2 separate regions of the Homo sapiens genome follow, and region 2 is linked to region 1. Evidence: read pairs that join two places in POLR2A ChIA-PET (ENCODE). Cell type or tissue: OCI-LY7. All regions are shown on one strand. Each heading gives the region's core, and the rest is flanking DNA. Links, peaks and the distances in the headings are about the cores only.

Region 1 (8,000 bases), core at 1-8,000:
ATTGAGTAGCTCTGGGATTTTTTTCAGAAATTAAAAAAAATCTTTCATCTGTACAATTTTTCAGTTTTGTTTAGAATTCTTTTTTTGTCATTGCATTTTTAAAGCACTCATTTTAATTTAATAAAACGATGAGTGTGTCTCCTAAAGTTGACCACACAACTGCAAATTGTATTTTTTGCATTTCTTTGTTGGCAGTAGTAGTTTCCTATTGGCTGTTCTGTACTTATATATATAGATATACATATATATTTTTGTTGTTGTTGTTGTTGTTGTTGTTTTTGAGAGACGGAGTCTCGCTCTGTCACCCAGGCTGGAGTGCAGTGGCAGGATCTTGGCTCACTGCAACCTCTGCCTCCCAGGTTCAAGTAATTCTCCTGCCTCAGCCTCCTGAGTAGCTGGGACTACAAGCGCACGCCACCACATCCAGCTATTTTTTTTTGTAGTTTTAGTAGAGATAGGGTTTTACTGTATTGGCCAGGCTGGTGTCAAACTCCTGACCTCGTTATCCACCTGCCTTGGCCTCCCAAAGTACTGGGATTACAGATGTGAGCCACCACGCCTGGCCACTTGTCAATATATTTAAAAATTTTTTTATTTTTGGCTTGTCAGTATTGACCTTAATATTTGTAGTATTGGGAGTATCATGATAGCAGAAAGGACTTTGGAAAATCTATTATTAGAGGGCTTCACATGGGTGCTTCTGTAATAAAATGAATGGTGAAAAGAGACTTAACCATTTATAGTTGTTGGCTTCGGATAAATCTCCCAGAAAATAAGTGGATTGGAGTCCATTAACCCAAGCTTCCCAAAGCATAATGGGAGTTGAGCTTAGGGCCTGTTTCCTAGTGAGTGACCTACTGAGGCTTAGGGGCTAGATCAAAAGGATCTGGTAGTACTGAGTTTCTTAGTACCAAATTGAAAATGGATTTCTTTTTTTTAAAAAAGGCCTTTGTTACAATCTTATTGCCTGAGATGATGTAACATGTTAATGGGTTATCCATTTTGTATTGTTTTTTTTTGTGTGTGTATGTGTGTGTGTAAAGAATACACACAATCTCAATGCTGAAATGAATTTGAAATGTAAACTAATTATTTTCAAGTGCATAGGATATTACAGTCTAAGGTAAGAAACAGTAAGCTAGTACTCATTTGTTGTGCTAAGCAAATTACTAATTATTTAGGTGAGCATGAAGAAGAAAACCAAACCAGAAAGGTTTAGGGATATTAATGTTCTTCAAATTAGTTAAGAAAGTTAGCAGCAGCCACTGAATGAGGACCTACTATGTGTAAGCATATTTTATGCTCATTTTCCTCACAAGAACTCTATGAAGTAGATATCAAATTATTGCAGGTCTCTAATTGCATATCCAGCACTCAAGGCAAGAGGTGTTTCACAATTCATGACTTTTTTAGGTTTTTAGAAAAGTGACACATGGGCTGGGCACGGTAGCTCATGCCTGTAATCCCAGCACTTTGGAAGGCTGAGGTGGGTGGATCCATGAGGTCAGGAGATTGAGACCATCCTGGCTAACATGGTGAAACCCCATTGCTACTAAAAACACAAAAAATTAGCCGGGCATGGTGGCGGGCGCCTGTAGTCCCAGCTACTTGGGAGGCTGAGGCAGGAGAATCGCTTGAACCCAGGAGGCGAAGGTTGCAGTGAGCCGAGATCGCGCCACTGCACTCCAGCCTGGCAACAGAGCGAGACTCCATCTCAAAAAAAAAAGAAAGAAAAGTGACACAGGTATATACTTTATATCAGTGGTCCCCAACCTTTTTGGCACCAGGGACTTGTTTTGTGGGAGACAGTTTTCCACTGTTGAATTCTGCCTGGAGTATATGTTTTAAAATTCAATATGTAACTTCATATTACAGACTCTCTACTGTACCTGCTATATTGTGTATTACAACAACATCTGAACTCAGTGAATGGTTTTAGGTTCATTGTCAGGACTCTGGGTCCATTTATATGGCATATAAGCATTTTAACTTGTTTCTTGCCATATTTTCAAAACAGCCTTGTGTATGTCTGGGAACAATAAATAGGGAGTTTCATTATCACTGTTGTGCTAATGCATGTTTAAAGTTAGACAGATGAGTAGCTGTTCATCAATATATGTAAAACCTAGAGAAATGATTAGCTATTCATCAATATATGTAAAACTTAATTATTAAAAAAATGTAATGTCCTATGTCTGTGCACTGGGAGATCCAGGAAAGGTAAAAGTTAAGTCATTATCCTCAAGGAGATTACAGTCTAGTTGGAGGTGTATATTATACTATTTATTCTGTTGTTTCAGTGGGATTTGTTGTGGGAGAGAAAGGTAAGTTAAACAGAAAGCCTGAAGAGAGGTCTGGGTGTCCAGTGTGTCAGGGAATGCCTCCTTCTTGTAGCATCCAACCAGATTGTTTTGGGAGTTAGAAATGTAATGCAGTCAGTCCCCCAACTTAAAGAAATACAGCCCAGACCATCTGGTATGTCACAGTTGTGTGGTAACAGCAGTAAGGAGCATCGGCTGAGTCTGAGGGGAGAGCTGGGTGCTCCTTGCACCTCCCTGGCCCTGGCAGGTCTCTTTGCTGATCTTGTGCTGCTTTCTGAGGAGCCTGTTTTTAGAATGCTTCTCCAGGTAGCCAGCACCAGTGGACCATCATTGAAGTAGGAGTGGGTGTTGAAAGAGATAGGGAGGGCATTCCAGGTAGATAGTGTGGACAAAGGCACCAAGCCTGAAAAAAGAATGGCCCGGTTGAATAATTTTAAGTAGTTTGAGATGGCACAGTGCCCGGCACACAGTCTCTTCATAAATGATTACTCAAAGATTGAGTGAGTGGACAGATGAATGAATGGGCTAGATTGTGGCATGTGCGTGGAATTAGGTAAGAGATTCTTAGACTTGATCATAATTGCCTAGTAAATCATTCTTCCATAGCCCTTTTATAAGGTAAATACCTAGTCATAAAGTTCAATCTGTGATTCACTAGTTATATTTGCAAATTATTTAGTCTCTGGGCCTGTTTCCTCACCTATAAACAAGGTAGTTAGGCTTGAGAACTCCTCTATTCCTTCCATCTTTAGAATAGCTATGATTTTAAGTAAAGGGACAGGGACCAACTAGTGCTTCTGTTGGGGGTTCAGAGCTGAACCTCTTCTGCTGTCCTGGCTCTTTAGGCATCTCTCTGGCCTGTCACAGAGGTTGGATGACTGGGATGCCTTGTGGATGCCCAGATGTTCCTGGGATACTTCCAGTTTTGTGGGTGATGGTAATGTCTGTGTGTTCTTCCTTTGTCATCTGGGCCGTGATTTGAAGGATATACTACCATTTGTATTTAATGTCTAGGGTGGTGAGATAAGAGCTCCTATTAGATTTTTTAACTAGAAATGGAATAAATGCTGTATCTAGTTAATAATTAGGAAAACTTTACTCATATTTTTTATTTGGGGCTTAAGGAGAAAATAAACTTTAATTTAGGGATTTTTTTTTTCCTGCTTGAATTCAGTAGGGTCTTCCTCAAAATCTTAAATGGGAGTTCTCAGTTCCCCTTGTAATGTCAACCTCGGCAAATTTCTTCTGTTGATATGGAAAGAATTGTTGGACAGGTGGTAAGGGTAACTGAGCAGTGGGTAGGGATGAGTTCAAAGAAGAGAAATCCTACAGACGATGGTTGGTTGGATGATAAATATGAAGGATTGTGTGCTGATGTATTCCCTGTGGTGGTCTGCAAGAGTGTGTGGGAGACATTTGTTCTCATTTCCTGTTTCATCACAGCCTGCCACCTGCTGTGTCGCTATACAAAGTAACATCACTTTTAAAGATTGCTGTTTAGGAAATCATGTTTTATATGTCAGGAAGCTGGGTTTTTTTTGTTTTTGTTTTTTTTTTTTTGAGTCCCATTAAAGACTGATCCAGGAAGCATCTCTCTATATGAAACTTGGTGTGTATGTGTGTGTTTGTGTGTGTGTTGACAACTTAGGAAATTGGTGATTGATGCAGAAAGGAAGACAATGAGTAACTTGGGATTGTGCCTGTATGGATGTTTTGTCTACACGTGGGTGGAGGAAAATACTTGATGCTGTGTTCTGTAGCTATTACCCTGTGGAGTTTCTCACTTGAAAATTGAAGCTGTGTCCAGATACAGCTGTAATTCAGAATAATAGCAAGCATAGTACTGTCTTTGTTTTTCTGGGCCCTGGGAAGACAAGTCTACAGCTCTTTGAGGTTCATGTGTGACTCTACATTCCGGCCTCATTATTTGGAGGTTTGATATTTGCATGTTTGCCTGCTTGCTAAGCTTTGAAACCACAGAAATCAATCTTTATGGTAGTTTGTGGTCATTTGGGACATCTGCAGAGCAGTGAAAAATTTGAGTCCCTGAAACACACACAGCTCAGCTGAAGTAAAAGGAGGTGATGTTCTGCCTTCTTGTTTCAGCTGCACTGCTGTAAATAAATATCACTTTCTTAGCCTATTTAATGCCGTATTTTCCCCATTTCTGTCCTTTTTATTGGTGATTTCACTGCCTAACATGACCCTCAAGCATAGTGCTGAAGTGCCGTCTTAAGTTCCCAAACACAAGAAGGTGTGTGCCTTAGGGAGAAGGTGCATGTGATGGGTAAGCTTTGTTCAGGCAAAACACATGGAAAACAAGGTTATATTCTGTCCAGTTGACGAAAATGTTGAGACCAGAGGTTTGCAGATGTCAACTTCTGAAACAATGATTCTGTATTCTCTAATGCAGTGTTATGTTATAGAAATACAAGTACCATGAGCAGTAAAAATTGTATTTAGAGTAGAAGCTAATTGGTCCTAGTCATGGTTCACATATCTGGGTGAACATGGGGAATTTTTATGCCTTGTGAAACATATTTTAAAAGTTACCTTTTGAAAATTAAAGGAACTGTTTGATTTGGAGCTAAGAACAAATAATAGCACATAGGTAGTTTGACTTTCTGAATTCTTTTAAGTCTGCTATTTGGAGGCACTGTTTGTCATAATGTGACCATAGTGAGCTTCTGAGTATGGATGAAATCTTGTTACAACACATTCCAAAGACGATGAGGCATGGGGACATTTAATTCAAGTGTTCGTTGCAGGGTCTGCAGACAGCTCTTTGAATATCTTAAACTCCAAGGGTCCTGTCTGACTTATGTATCTGTCTGCTTCCTTAGAGGCCAGCTTCATAGAGAGCCCTCTTTCCTCAGATTTTCAACATTGTATTCCGTTTGCAAAGACCCTTCTTTATGGGTGTGGTCACTTCTAGAACGAATGCCTCAATTGAAGCTGGGAAATGGTGGAAGAGACTTTTTCCAAGTTGCTGTTACTGGGAGCTGTGAGAGACTATTGAGGTGTGATTAATGAATGTCTTTTGGGTATTGCAGGTTAAAACAGGGGTCCCCAACCCCTGGGCCACGAACCGGTACCAGTCTGTGGCCTGTTAGGAACTGGGCTGCACAGCAGGAGGGGAGCAGCAGGCAAGCGAGCGAAGCTTTATTTGTATTTATAGCCACTCCCCGTTGCTTGCCTTATGGCCTGAGCTCTGCCTTCTGTCAGGTCAGCTGCAGCATTAGATTCTCATAGGAGCATGAACCCTGTTGTGAAATGTGCATGTGAGGGATCTAGGTTGCGTGCTCTTTATGAGAATCTAATGCCTGATGATCTGTCACTGTCTCCCATTGCCCCCAGATGGGGCCGTCTAGTTGCAGGAAAACAAGCTCAGGGCTCCCACTGATTCTACTTTATGGTTAGTTGCATAATTATTTCATTATATATTACAAATGTAATAATAATAGAAATAAAGTGCACAATAAATGTAATGTGCTTGAATCATCCTGAAACCGGTTCCTGGTGCCAAAAAGGTTGGGGACTGCTGGATTAAAGGACAGAGTCAGCTGGACATCATTGTAACATCATTGCTTGGTGTTTTAGTAGCATTAAGACTTAAGTTTTGCTTTTTAAATTTACTTCTATATGTTGCTGGAGAGGATTTACTTCTGTCTCTGGTGATATTCAGCTAGGTTTTTTAGAATGGTCTGTCTGTGGGACAAGAAAAAAATCTCAGCTAACAAAATAGGTAGGGATTTCTGGATGTAAACCTAGGAGAAGTTAGGAACCACAGAAGTAAGCCTTAAATGCCTTTTCCAATCTGAAAGAAATAGCTATAAAAACAAAGGTTTTGGCAGGCTTATGGGGAGACAGAGTCAGAGTTCAGGGCCTTTCAAAGATATGTGGTCTGATAACCTCCCAAACCTTTGAGCTTGTTCTCTAAAAAGCTTTTATCATCTGTGTAAAGGGAAAACAGAAATACACCATTCTGTGAGTAGAGTTGGAGCCAGCTTTGCATCACCTAGGTAACCCAGTGGGCACTCAAGCCTTGAACTTGTGTTAAGGTCAAGCCAGTTTGGTGTTACTCCCAGGTGTCTGGTATAAGCAAGTGAACATTGTTTTGGAGCAAGATACTAGGCCTCAAAGTACTCATATATATGTGTATGTCTGTTTTAAAATACAGTGTCCAGCACATAGTCAAAGATGGTTAGGCACATTAAAAAATAGGGCTATAAATGAAAGAAAACCTAGCAAAATAATAGACAAGAGAAGCAGATACCCAAATTTCAGGTATAGAAATTACAGCTGTGTTTAGTATGCTTAACAGAAAAAAGGACAAGTTTGAAGATCAGGCCACTGGAAACAACAAAAAAGTGGCATAGATTACATAGATTAGAAAACAACCTTGTAATTCTGGAACTAAAAAAATCCATTGCTGGGTTTAATTTGCAGGATTTACACATGTTGACCTATAATTTTTCTTACTCCTTTTTCCCTTATCTGATTTGGTATCAAAGTTATACTAGCTTCATAAAGTGAAATGGAAAATATTCTTTATTTTTCTGTTCTAAAAAAATGAAATTATGCAATTATTCAAATGGAATACATAGTAACATTAGTCATATGTATCTTTTACAGACTGACAGGTTAGTGCCACCAAGTATTCACAAGTTTCTGTTCATAGAGTATTTTTATACAAAAAAACAGTGAATTTAATAGCACTTTTTATTCTCTTGAGTTTTAGGGACGTACAACTCAGGAAATGCTGAGTATTTGGAATCTAAGAGTGACATGTGCATGTGTAAAATAAGTGCTGTTATCTAAAAAATACATCATAAAAGTTTACCGTACAGTGTGTGCACCCTTGGACATGAATAGAAGACAAAAGCAATAAAGCCACTTAGTAGTGGTTTACTAAGTGTTCTGCCACTCTTGACAGGGTCCTGGTCTAAAGCTGGCACTGTCAGCATGTGAAAGGCTGCAGTCTGTAAGGACCTGGGGAAGAGAAGACATTTTCTGTATGAACATAATTGTACAGTAATATTGAGCCTGAGTTGCAGGTTTTATAAAGGAAGAGGAGGCTAAGTACTTACTGAAGGAAGAGCTAGACCTTTTCTCTTTATTCTATTATGGGAGATTTTTGACATTTTATGAGTTAGAAAAAGTTATCTTTTTCATTCTGATCTGTTAGTTTTATACCTTTAATCCCCAATCTTACTGTGAATTACTGGAGTCTATTTTTAAAATCTTGGAAATTTTTTATTTAGTGCTGCAAAAAAGAAAAATGAAACTTTACCTGAATACTAGGTAACTGAATAGACATAACGGAAACCTCTTCCATTTATCTACCTTGGGTATATATATTGGCCTTCATCTCATTTAGTTTTTACTTCCTCCCAAATTCAGACACAACCTCAATCCCACTTAAGACTAAAAGAATTATACTGAAACAAGATTTGCCCACTGCTTATATTTTTCTTGTCTAACGGAAAGTATTTTCCAAGATAGATTATTAAAATTATAGATACATTTGAGCAAGAATGAAAAAGAAAAGGGTTACCTCAGAGTTCTGTCTGATGTGGGCTTTTTTTTTTTTTTTCGAGACAGGGTGTTACTCCTGTTGCCCAGGCTGGAGTGTAGTAGTGTGATCACAGCCCACTGCAGCCTCGACCTCTCCAGGCT
Region 2 (9,996 bases), core at 1,086-9,085, 62 kb before region 1:
CTTCATGTAAGCAAGAAATAAACTTTTGTTGGTTAAGTCACTGAACTTTGGGGTTTATTCACTACCGCAGTGTAAACTCCCCTAACCAGCCTAACTCAACATCCTACATATCTCTATTTAGCCTTTTGTTTTACAAAACTATAATAATGGATATTATTCTGTATTGTTAACCCCAAGGTCAGGCACTACACCTTATTTAGCATCTAACACAGTATTATAAAGAAAATTGAACTTGAAAACTGGACTCTGCATCTTCAAACTTAATTTCCAAACCTGTTCTCCTTCCAGTGCTTCTAATCTCAGTAAATGGCATCATCACTAACCCAGTCACTCAATCCAGAATATAGAAGTATATTTCTTACGTCTTTTCAAGCTTCTAAAGCCAGAAAATACCTTGGAGGTTCTTATTCTACCTCCCAAGTATATCTTAAGTTTGCCATGTTTCTCCATTCTCTCATTCATCACTTTCTACCTCTTACTGGAGTGGTAGCCACCAGCTTTCTTTATATTTATATATATATATATACACACACACACACACACACACATATAGAGACATATATGTATATACACACACACACACATGCACATATATAAGCTTTCTTTTTATACACACATATGTAACATTATTAGGTAAATATATATGTATATTAACTTCAATAGCTTTTGGGGTATAAGTGGTTTTTGGTGACACAGATGAATTGTATAGGGGTGAAGTCTGAGATTTTAGTGCACCTGTCACCCGAGTAGTGTACATTAAACCCAATATGTAGTTTTTTCTTAAATCCCTCTTTCCACTCCCACTCATTCCCTTTCTGAGTCTTCAAAGTCCATTATACCACCCAGTATGCCTTTGGGTACCCATAGCTTAGCTCCTATTTATAAGTGGGAACATGCAGTATTTGGTTTTCCACTCCTGAGTTACTTCACTTAGAATAATGGCCTCCCGCTCCACCCAATTCATTGCAAAAGACGTAATTGTGTTCCTTTTTATGGCTGAGTAGTATTCCATGGTGTATACAGACCACATTTTCTTTATTCATTCATTGGTTGATGGGCACTTAGGTTGGTTCCATATCTTTGCAATTGTGAATTGTGCTGCGATAAACATATGTGTGCAGTGTCTTTTCGATGTGACTTCTTTTCCTTTGGGTAGATACCCAGGATTGGAATTGCTGGATTGAATGGTAGGTCTACTTTTAGTTCTTTAAGAAATCTCCATACTGTTTTCCATGGAGGTTGTACTAATTTACATTCCCACTAGCAGTGTATAAGCATTCCCTTTTCATCACACCCATGTCAACATTTATTGTTTTTTAACTTTTTTTTTTTCTGCTGGGTGCGGTGGCACACTCCTGTAATCCTAGCACTTTGGGAGGCCGAGGCGGGCAGATCACGAGGTCAGGAGATCGAGACCATCCTGGCTAACACGGTGAAACCCCGTCTCTACTAAAAATACAAAAAATTAGCTGGGCGTGGTGGTGGGCACCTGTAGTCCCAGCTACTTGGGAGGCTGAGGCAGGAGAATGGCGTGAACCCGGGAGGTGGAGCTTGCAGTGAGCCGAGATTGTGCCACTGCACTCCAGCCTGGGCAACAGAGCAAGACTCTGTCTCAAAAAAAAAAAAAAGAAAGAAAACTTTGTTTTTGTTGTTGAGATGGAATGTCACTCTGTAGCCCAGACTGGAGTGCAATGGTGAGATCTCAGTGCACTGCAACCTCCATCTTCTGGGTTCAAGCGATTCTCCTGCCTCAGCCTCCCGAGTAGCTGAGATTACAGGTGTGCGCCACCATGCCTAGCTAATTTTTGTATTTTTAGCAGAGACGGGGTTTCACCATTTTGGCCAGGCTGATCTCAAACTCCTGACCTCAGGTGATCCGCCCGCCTTGGCCTCCCAAAGTGCTGGGATTACAGGCGTGAGCCACTGTGCCTGACCAGTTTTTTAGCTTTTTAATAATGATCATTCTGGCTGGGGTAAGGTGGTATCTCATTGTGGTTTTAATATGCATTTCTGTGATTAGCGATGTTAATAACTTTTTCATATGTTTGTTGACCATTTATACATCTTCTTTTGAGAAGTGTCTATGCATGTCATTTGCCCAATTTTTGATGGGATTATTTGTTTTTTTCTTGCCGATTTGTTTGAGTTCCTTGTAGATTCTGGATATTAGTCCTTTGTTGGATGCACAGTTTGCAAATATTTTCTCTCATTCTGTGAGTTGTCTGTTTAATCTGATAATTGTTTCTTTTGCTGACCAGCTGTCTAAATAGCTCTCTTCTATTACTTCTTTGTGATTCATTTTTTTTTGCAATAAGATAAATGTTTTTTTAAAATTTACAAATATGATCATATTATTTCCATGCTTAAATAATTACCAGTTGTTTAGCATTTAGTATTCCTTTCAATAATTTCCAGTAGTGGCTGTATTTCTTATATCATATGCCATCTTACTTTATTTTAATTGTTTATTTAAATTTTTGTCCTCCTCATTAAATTTCAAGTGTGTTCAGGGCATAGCATAGCCCTGTCTTGCCTATTCACTGCTATATTTCCAGCTTCTGACACAAAACAGGCAGTAAATAAGTATTTGTTGAATGAATGAATGAATGAATACAGGGAAAATAGTATATAGTCAATAGGAGTTTACTGAATAGATAAGCAACCACATATCTTCAAGCAGGTATGAATTTTTCCATACATTCTGAAATATTTTATCAGCATATATTTTTACTTGCAACACTCTTTCCTTTCCTTTATGCTAGCCCACAATCCTTGCAACCTTTAAAATTCTAATTCATGGCTGATTTATTCACTCATTCATTGGGGGTGGAAGCCCTTTGCATATTAATTCATACCCGCTTTATACATTTGAGTTATATAATATGACTTAAGCTTTTGTTATTTTGTAAATGTGCTTGAATAATTTTTACACTTATATACTCTATCTTCTAGACTAAATTATAGATTCCCCTACAGTTGAAACCACGATCCCTATTTGTTTGGAAACTCTTCCCTCTCCTCATACCTGTAACCTCCAGGTACTTAGCATGGTGTTCTGCATTTAGAGATCACTGATTTTATTGAAGGATTGGCAAGAGTTAGCTTGTAAGAGTGAAAGCTGGATGGGAGAAATTCTCAACAGACAGATACTGGAATGGATCCTGGCTTTGCCTGGAGGGAGAAATGAACTTTGGGGAGGCTTCTAAGGCTTGAGTCAGAGGTACAAGGTGTTTGGTGTTCATTGTCTTAATTTTGCTGGGCTCTATCCCAAGATTCATTTTTTTTTAACAACTCAGTCAATCATACTTTCATGTATATATGTATGTATATATGTATGTATTTATTTATTTAAGACAGAGTCTCACTCTGTCACCCAGGCTGAAGTGCAGTGACAGGATCTCAGCTCACTGCAACCTCCACCTCCCAGGCTCAAGCAACTTTTCTGCTTTAGTCTCCGGAGTAGGAGGGACTACAGGCATGTGCCACCACACCCAGCTAATTTTTGTATTTTTAGTATAGACAGGGTTTCGCCATGTTGGCCAGCCTGGCCTCAAACTCCTGACCTCAGGTGATCTGCCTGCCTCAGTCTCCCAAAGTAACAACTCAGTCAATCATACTTAACAGGACTTTGATATATGTAAGACACATTAAAAACAAAAATGGAGAAGAAAAATAAGTTTCTCTAATGTTCTTTTAAATTGTATTGAAAACCCACAATATCCGAGGTAAATTGCATTTACTTATTAGAAATAAGTTAATGTTAAGATTTGATTTATCTGGCCGGGCGCAGTGGCTCACACTTGTAATTCCAGCACTTTGGGAGGCCAAGGTGGGCGGATCACCTGAGATCAGGAGTTCAAGACCAGCCTGGCCAACATGGTAAAACTAGTCTCTACTAAAAACACAAAAATTAGCTGGGTGTGGTGGCATGCAACTGTAATCCCAGCTACTTGGGAGGCTGAGGCAAGAGAATTGCTTGAATCCAGGAGGCAGACGTTGCAGTGAGCCAAGATCGTGCCACTGCACTCTAGCCTGGGCGACAGAGGGAGACTTCGTCTCAAAAAAAAAAAAAAAAAATTGGTCTTTAACTTCAGGTAATCTGGAATATAAGAAACATACTATCTGAATGAAGTCAGGCATACCTGCAGATGTATTCTTTGTATGTCACTGGTCATGGCCCTGTTCTGCTGCTAAGAGGGACTCCTTGCTTGGCAGTTCTGCTGTGGCAGTGGGAAACACTCCATTCTCTGTAGCCTCAGTGCTGCCATGTAACTATATAACTAAGGATGGTGCATAAGACCAATCAAGGGGACAGCCTGATGACAATGATTCTTTCATGTGCTCAAGAGACATTGATATGATGTCTTTTTTTTTTTTTTGAGACGGAGTATCGCTCTGTCAGGCTGGAGTGCTGTGGCGTGATCTCAGCTCACTGCAACCTCTGACTCCCTGGTTCAAGCGATTCTCCTGCCTCAGCCTCCTGAGTAGCTGGCATTACAGGCACGCACCACCACGCCCAGCTAATTTTTTGTATTTTTAGTAGAGACGGAGTTTCATCTTGTTGGCCAGGATGGTCTTGATCTCCTGACCTCGTGATCTGCCTGCCTCGGCCTCTCAAAGTGCTGGGATTACAGGCATTAGCCACCTTGCCCGGCCCTTTTTTTTTTTTTTTTAATTTTTAAATTGAGATAGGAGTCTTACTGTGTCACCCAGTCTGGACAATGGCATGATCTCGGCTCACTGCAACCTCTGCCTCCCGGGTTCAAGCAATTCTCTCACCTCAGCCTCCTGAGTAGCTGGGACTAAAGGCATGCACCACCATGCCAGCTAATTTTTGTATTTTTAGTAGGGATGGAATTTCACCATGTTGGCCAGGCTGGTCTTGTTCTCCTGACCTCAGGTGATCCGCCTGCCATGGCCTCCCAAAGTGCTGGGATTACAGGCATGAGCCACCATACCCAGCATGATGTCTTTATAATGAGTGTCTTAAGAAGGAAGTTCCAGCATAAGAAATATTCCAGTATTTCAGAATAATGGTAAAGCTATCCTGTTGCTTAAAATGATCCTATACACAAAATAAGGGAAAAGTACTATTCTTAGTTTGTACACCTAATCTCCATGAAAATGTTCAAATGTCATACACATTGGGCAAAGAAAATCCATTCTTATAATTACTAAAATTAAATATCAAATACATAAAATTATAGCATTTCAGAGCTGAAATATACCTTAGAGCTATAGGCACACAGGATTTTGGCATTTTGTTGTTGTGATTAATTACTTGAACTTTACTGAGTTACTAAGGAGCTACTTTTAATGGCGTATTTTAGAGGGCAGTGATTACTGGATTATGACAAACTTTGGCATTTTAGGATATAACTTACTTTTACTTTTAGTTTCCACACTGATTTAGAAAAAAAGCGGGCTCATCTTTTGTACACACAAAGGGTCACAATCTCTGAGATGTTGCTGGTTCATTTTGTGTCTACTGAAATCTGGAAGGTAGTTTTTAACAATTGTATTAGTCAGTTTGGGCTGCCACATCAAGTACCATAGACTGGGTGGTTTAAACACGGAAACATATTTTCTCACAGTTCTGGAGGCTGGAAGTCTAAGATAAGGGTGCCAGCCAATTGGATTCCTGGTGAGGGCTCTCTTCCTGGTTTGTAGACAGCCTCCTTTTTACTGTGTCCTCACATGGTGGAGAGAGCCAGCTCTCCGGTGCCTCATTTTATAAGGGCACTAATCTCATCAAAATAGGGCCCCTCCCTCATGGCCCCATCTATCGGGGAATCTGTCCCGATATTCACGTAGGTTCTTTTCTATTTTCCTTAAGCATCAGCCAGCTTGAGAAATAAAGGCATAGAGTACAAAAGAGAGAAATTTAAAAGCTGGGCATCCAGGGGAGACATCACATGTCGGTAGGTTCCGTGCTGCCCCACAAGCTGCAAAAACCAGCAAGTTTTTATTAGGGATTTTCAAAGGGAGGGAGTGTGTGAATAGGTGTGGGTCACAGACATCAAGTACTTTACAAGGTAATAGAATATCACAAGGCAAATGGAGGCAGGGCGAGATCACAGGACCACAGGACCGAGGCGAAATTAAAATTGCTAATGAAGTTTCGGGCACCATTGTCATTGATAACATCTTATCAGGAGACAGGGTTTTGAGATCAACCGGTCTGACCAAAACTTATTAGGCGGGAATTTCCTCTTCCTAATAAGCCTGGGAGCGCTATGGGAGACGGGTCTATTTCACCCCTGCAGTCTCGACAATAAGAGATGGGCATGCCCAGGGGGGCCAGTTCAGAGACCCACCCCCAGGCGTATATTCTCTTTCCCAGGGATGTTCCTTGCTGAGAAAAAGAATTCAGCGATATTTCTCCCATTTGCTTTTGAAAGAAGAGAAATATGGCTCTGTTCCGCCCGGCTCACCAGCGGTCAGAGTTTAAGGTTATCTCTCTTATTCCCTGAACAATCGCTGTTATCCTGTTCTTTTTTCAAGGTGCCCAGATTTCATATTGCTCAAACACACATGCTGTACAATTTATGCAGTTAATGCAATTATCACATGGTCCTGAGGAGACATACATCTTCCTCAGCTGACAGGATTAAGAGATTAAAGTAAAGACAGGCATAGGAAATCACAAGGGTATTGACTGGGGAAGTGATAAGTGTCCATGAAATCTTTACAATTTATGCTTAGAGATTGCAGTAAAGACAGGCATAAGAAATAATAAAAGTATCAATTTGGGGAACTAATACATGTCCATGAAATCTTCACAATCCACGTTCTTCTGCCATGGCTTCAGCCAGTCCCTCTGTTTGGGGTCCCTGACTTCCCGCAACACCCATCTAACCCTAATTGTCACCCAAAATCTCCCTCTCACAAATACCATCACATTAGGAGTTGGGGCTTTGATGTATGAATTTTGGAGGGGACAGAAACATTCAGTCCATAACAATAATTTGAAGTTCTTTTTTTTTTCTTGAAGCACTTCTGGCTGTTGGTTATTGCCATGGTGCCAATTTCCAGGGAGTTACTTTTATCTATCTATTTATTTATTTTTTGAGACAGAATCTCACTCTGTAACCCAGGCTGGAGTGCAGTGGCACAATCTTGGCTCACTGCAACCTCTGCCTCCCCGGTTCAAGCGGTTCTCCTACCTCAGCCTCCTGAGTGAGTAGCTGCGATTACAGGCACGCACCACCATGCCCAGCTAATATTTGTATTATTAGTAGAGAAGGGGTTTCACCATGTTGGCCAGGCTGATCTCAAACTCCTGGCCTCAAGTGATCTGCCCACCTCGACCTCCCAAACTGCTGGGATTACAGGCATGAGTTCCCGGTCACGGAGTTACTTTTAAAAATATTTTGCTGATTATCATGTCCCCAAATTTAGCAATTTGCTTTGATCTTGCTGAATGTTCATGGGCTGTTTATTTTGTGAAACACTAAGAAGAATTCTTTGAGGGTGATCATTTTATTTTTGGGCTTAAAGTTTCAAAACCTTTGAAATATTTTTTGTTTACTTGCCTTATGTAGTGATTATACTGAATTCCTGCTTTATAGGCTGGATTATTTTCTTCGCTAAAGCTGCAATGATGTCACAGAATTCTTTTCTATTCAGATTGTCCTTTCCACAACTCATTCCAGAATAAGTGATCAATGCTTCCATTAGCACAAATGTTCAGATGCTATTAAAAATAAGACAAGGGTGCTTTATGCCTGAAAAATTCTGTGGATGCTCGTATAAACTGGACATCCAAAAAGTCATCCAGCTCTTTGAATGAAAATGTCATTCTTGTATTCAGTGAGTTCTCTGATGTCAAGTTACTTCCTGGAATGACCTTTCCATAAATTCAGTTTGAGTCAGTAGCAATCCTTGCTTTGGAAAAGCATATCCTGTGTGGATAACAAATGGATATAGTAAACATACACCAAAGACAAGAGGTGAAAGGTTAGTAGGAAATTATCATTACCGCAGTAAAAAAATGATTGGATAAAGGATTTAAAGTCTTATACCTGGCACACTAACATTTTAAAATTTTTTCAAAAACTAAAAAAGAAATTTTTTGAGACAGGGTCTCACTCTGTTGCCCAGGCTGGAGTGCAGTGGCACAACCTTGGCTCACTGCAACCTTTGCTTCCCAGGCTCAAGCAATCCTCCCACGTTAGCCTTCCGAGTAGCTGAGACTACAGGCATGCGCCACTATGCCCAGCTATTTTTTTTTTTTTTTGTATTTTTAGTAGAGACTGGGTCTTGCCATGTTGCCCAGGCTGGTCTCAAATTCCTGGACTCATGTGATCCACCCAATTCGGCCTCCCAAAGTGCTAGGATTACAGGTGTGAGCCACTTTCCATTACAATTGAAGGACTGTATAATTTGCTGAACAGTTTTTAAAATGTGATGTTTGGGGAGAGGATTCTTTGGCTTTGCTGCCAGTAAGCTTACTTGAGTATGGCCATCCTGTCTCTGGACTTGGATAAAAATGGACCCTTTTTTCCTTCCCGTGGAACTAACATTGAATAAGCCTTGTCTCCGCAGCATATTTATGAAGTCCTTGAGTGGTTTAACATTAAAGTTTAAGTTTTAACTTTAATAATTCAGATTGCAGCCATGGAAGAAATAATCTGTGTGCATAAATTAATGGAAATTGAATTTTTATTTCCCTGAGCTGATCTTATCTACAACAGTGATTCATTTTTGCCACAGAATACAAACTGAGAATACATGTATTTTTGTTTAATGATATTTATCAACATTATTGTTTGTAGGTTATTTCTATTATGCCTATAAATTATGTTTTTACATTTTAGAAATTCAAAAAAACTTTATGAAGATATTATTTATTAGCAAAACATCCATTCAAAGATTAATGTTTTGTTATTTTGGACATAGATATCAAACCTAGGTGAATGTTAATTTGTGACTGATAGTATGACAACATACACATGAACCGATGTTTGACACTTGCTGTGTCTTTGATAAGTCAATATAATTTGAGAGGCAGTATTATGTAATGGTGAAGACAGAGACTGCAGCCAGACTGCCCGTGTCTGAATCTCAGCTCTGCCACTTATTAGCAGTATAATCCTAAGTTACTAAATCTTCCTATGCCTCTGTTTTCTCACTTATAAAATGGGATGATACTAAAACTATATATCTCATAGGATTATTGCAATGATTAAATAAGTTAACATACACTGAGCACTTAAAATGTCATTGCTACAAACTCCAAATAAGTATTTGTTATTGTTGTACATAAGGGGTAAGAACATTGACTCTAATGTCAGACATCCCCAGTTTGAATCCAGCCTTCACCAGCAGCTGAATGACCTTGGAGAAGCTACTTAAAATCACGGCACTTTAGTTTCTTCATCTGAAAATGGGGATAATAACAAATACGAGCACTAACTAAAATAATAGAGACAAAAGTCATAGAAGAGTGCCCAACATACAGTAAGTGGTGAGTGAATATTAGCAATGGGTATTATTTTCACATTAGAGAGACTAAATTATATATATGTCTCCTAAATATCAAACACAGTGTGAAATGATAAGTATGCTGTCAAATGAAAAATATTATTTCCTGTTTCACTAGCTTGGAGAATAACTTAAGGTCACATATTTTTAGTAGTAATATGACTCCAAATATCTATCCTGCTTATTATAAGAATGTCTTTCCTTTTTTAGGTCCCCATATCATGGTAAGTCCAGGAACCAGGGGTTGCTACTCAATTTCAAGGCATTGATTCTGATTATTCTTTTTTGCCACTGAAAGACCATTGCTACTTCTATAGTAGCTCCTCAGAGTAGTGGGTCAGACAGGTTCTGGTGCCAGCCCTCCTTTTCCAATTTGTTCAAACCACTGAGTCTTTCTTCTCATCTCTCTAAAGCACAGCTAGGACAGACTCCATGATCCATGCAAGGAAGAAAATCGAGTCCCAGTTATTTACTTTTAAATAACAATATATAGTAATAACAAACAGTATA

What was found. ChIA-PET counts read pairs that join two places held together with the same protein. Peaks named below come from ENCODE experiments on the same cell type or tissue, not always from the same donor. Only the 100,000 strongest peaks of a DNase experiment are listed, where the experiment ranks them.
Region 2: POLR2A ChIA-PET joins it to region 1 with 24 read pairs; 4 of 35 experiments call an interaction of 5 or more read pairs at or near these places.

What each region holds. Positions count from the first base shown.
Region 1 is chr1:183,067,225-183,075,224 of GRCh38, forward strand. The region is part of intron 1 of LAMC1 (laminin subunit gamma 1); the gene reads left to right. Among named protein-coding and RNA genes, the nearest start is that of LAMC1, 48 kb to the left of the region's middle. RefSeq lists enhancers at 3,576-3,645, 3,656-3,705 and a silencer at 7,030-7,324. In OCI-LY7, for the core only: a CTCF peak has its summit at 4,361; DNase peaks (open chromatin) are centred at 3,777 and 4,307; H3K4me3 peaks cover 1,729 bases; H3K27ac peaks cover 1,313 bases.
Region 2 is chr1:183,004,625-183,014,620 of GRCh38, forward strand. No RefSeq gene overlaps it. Among named protein-coding and RNA genes, the nearest start is that of LAMC1, 14 kb to the right of the region's middle. In OCI-LY7, for the core only: no CTCF peak of the experiment used is centred there; no DNase peak of the experiment used is centred there.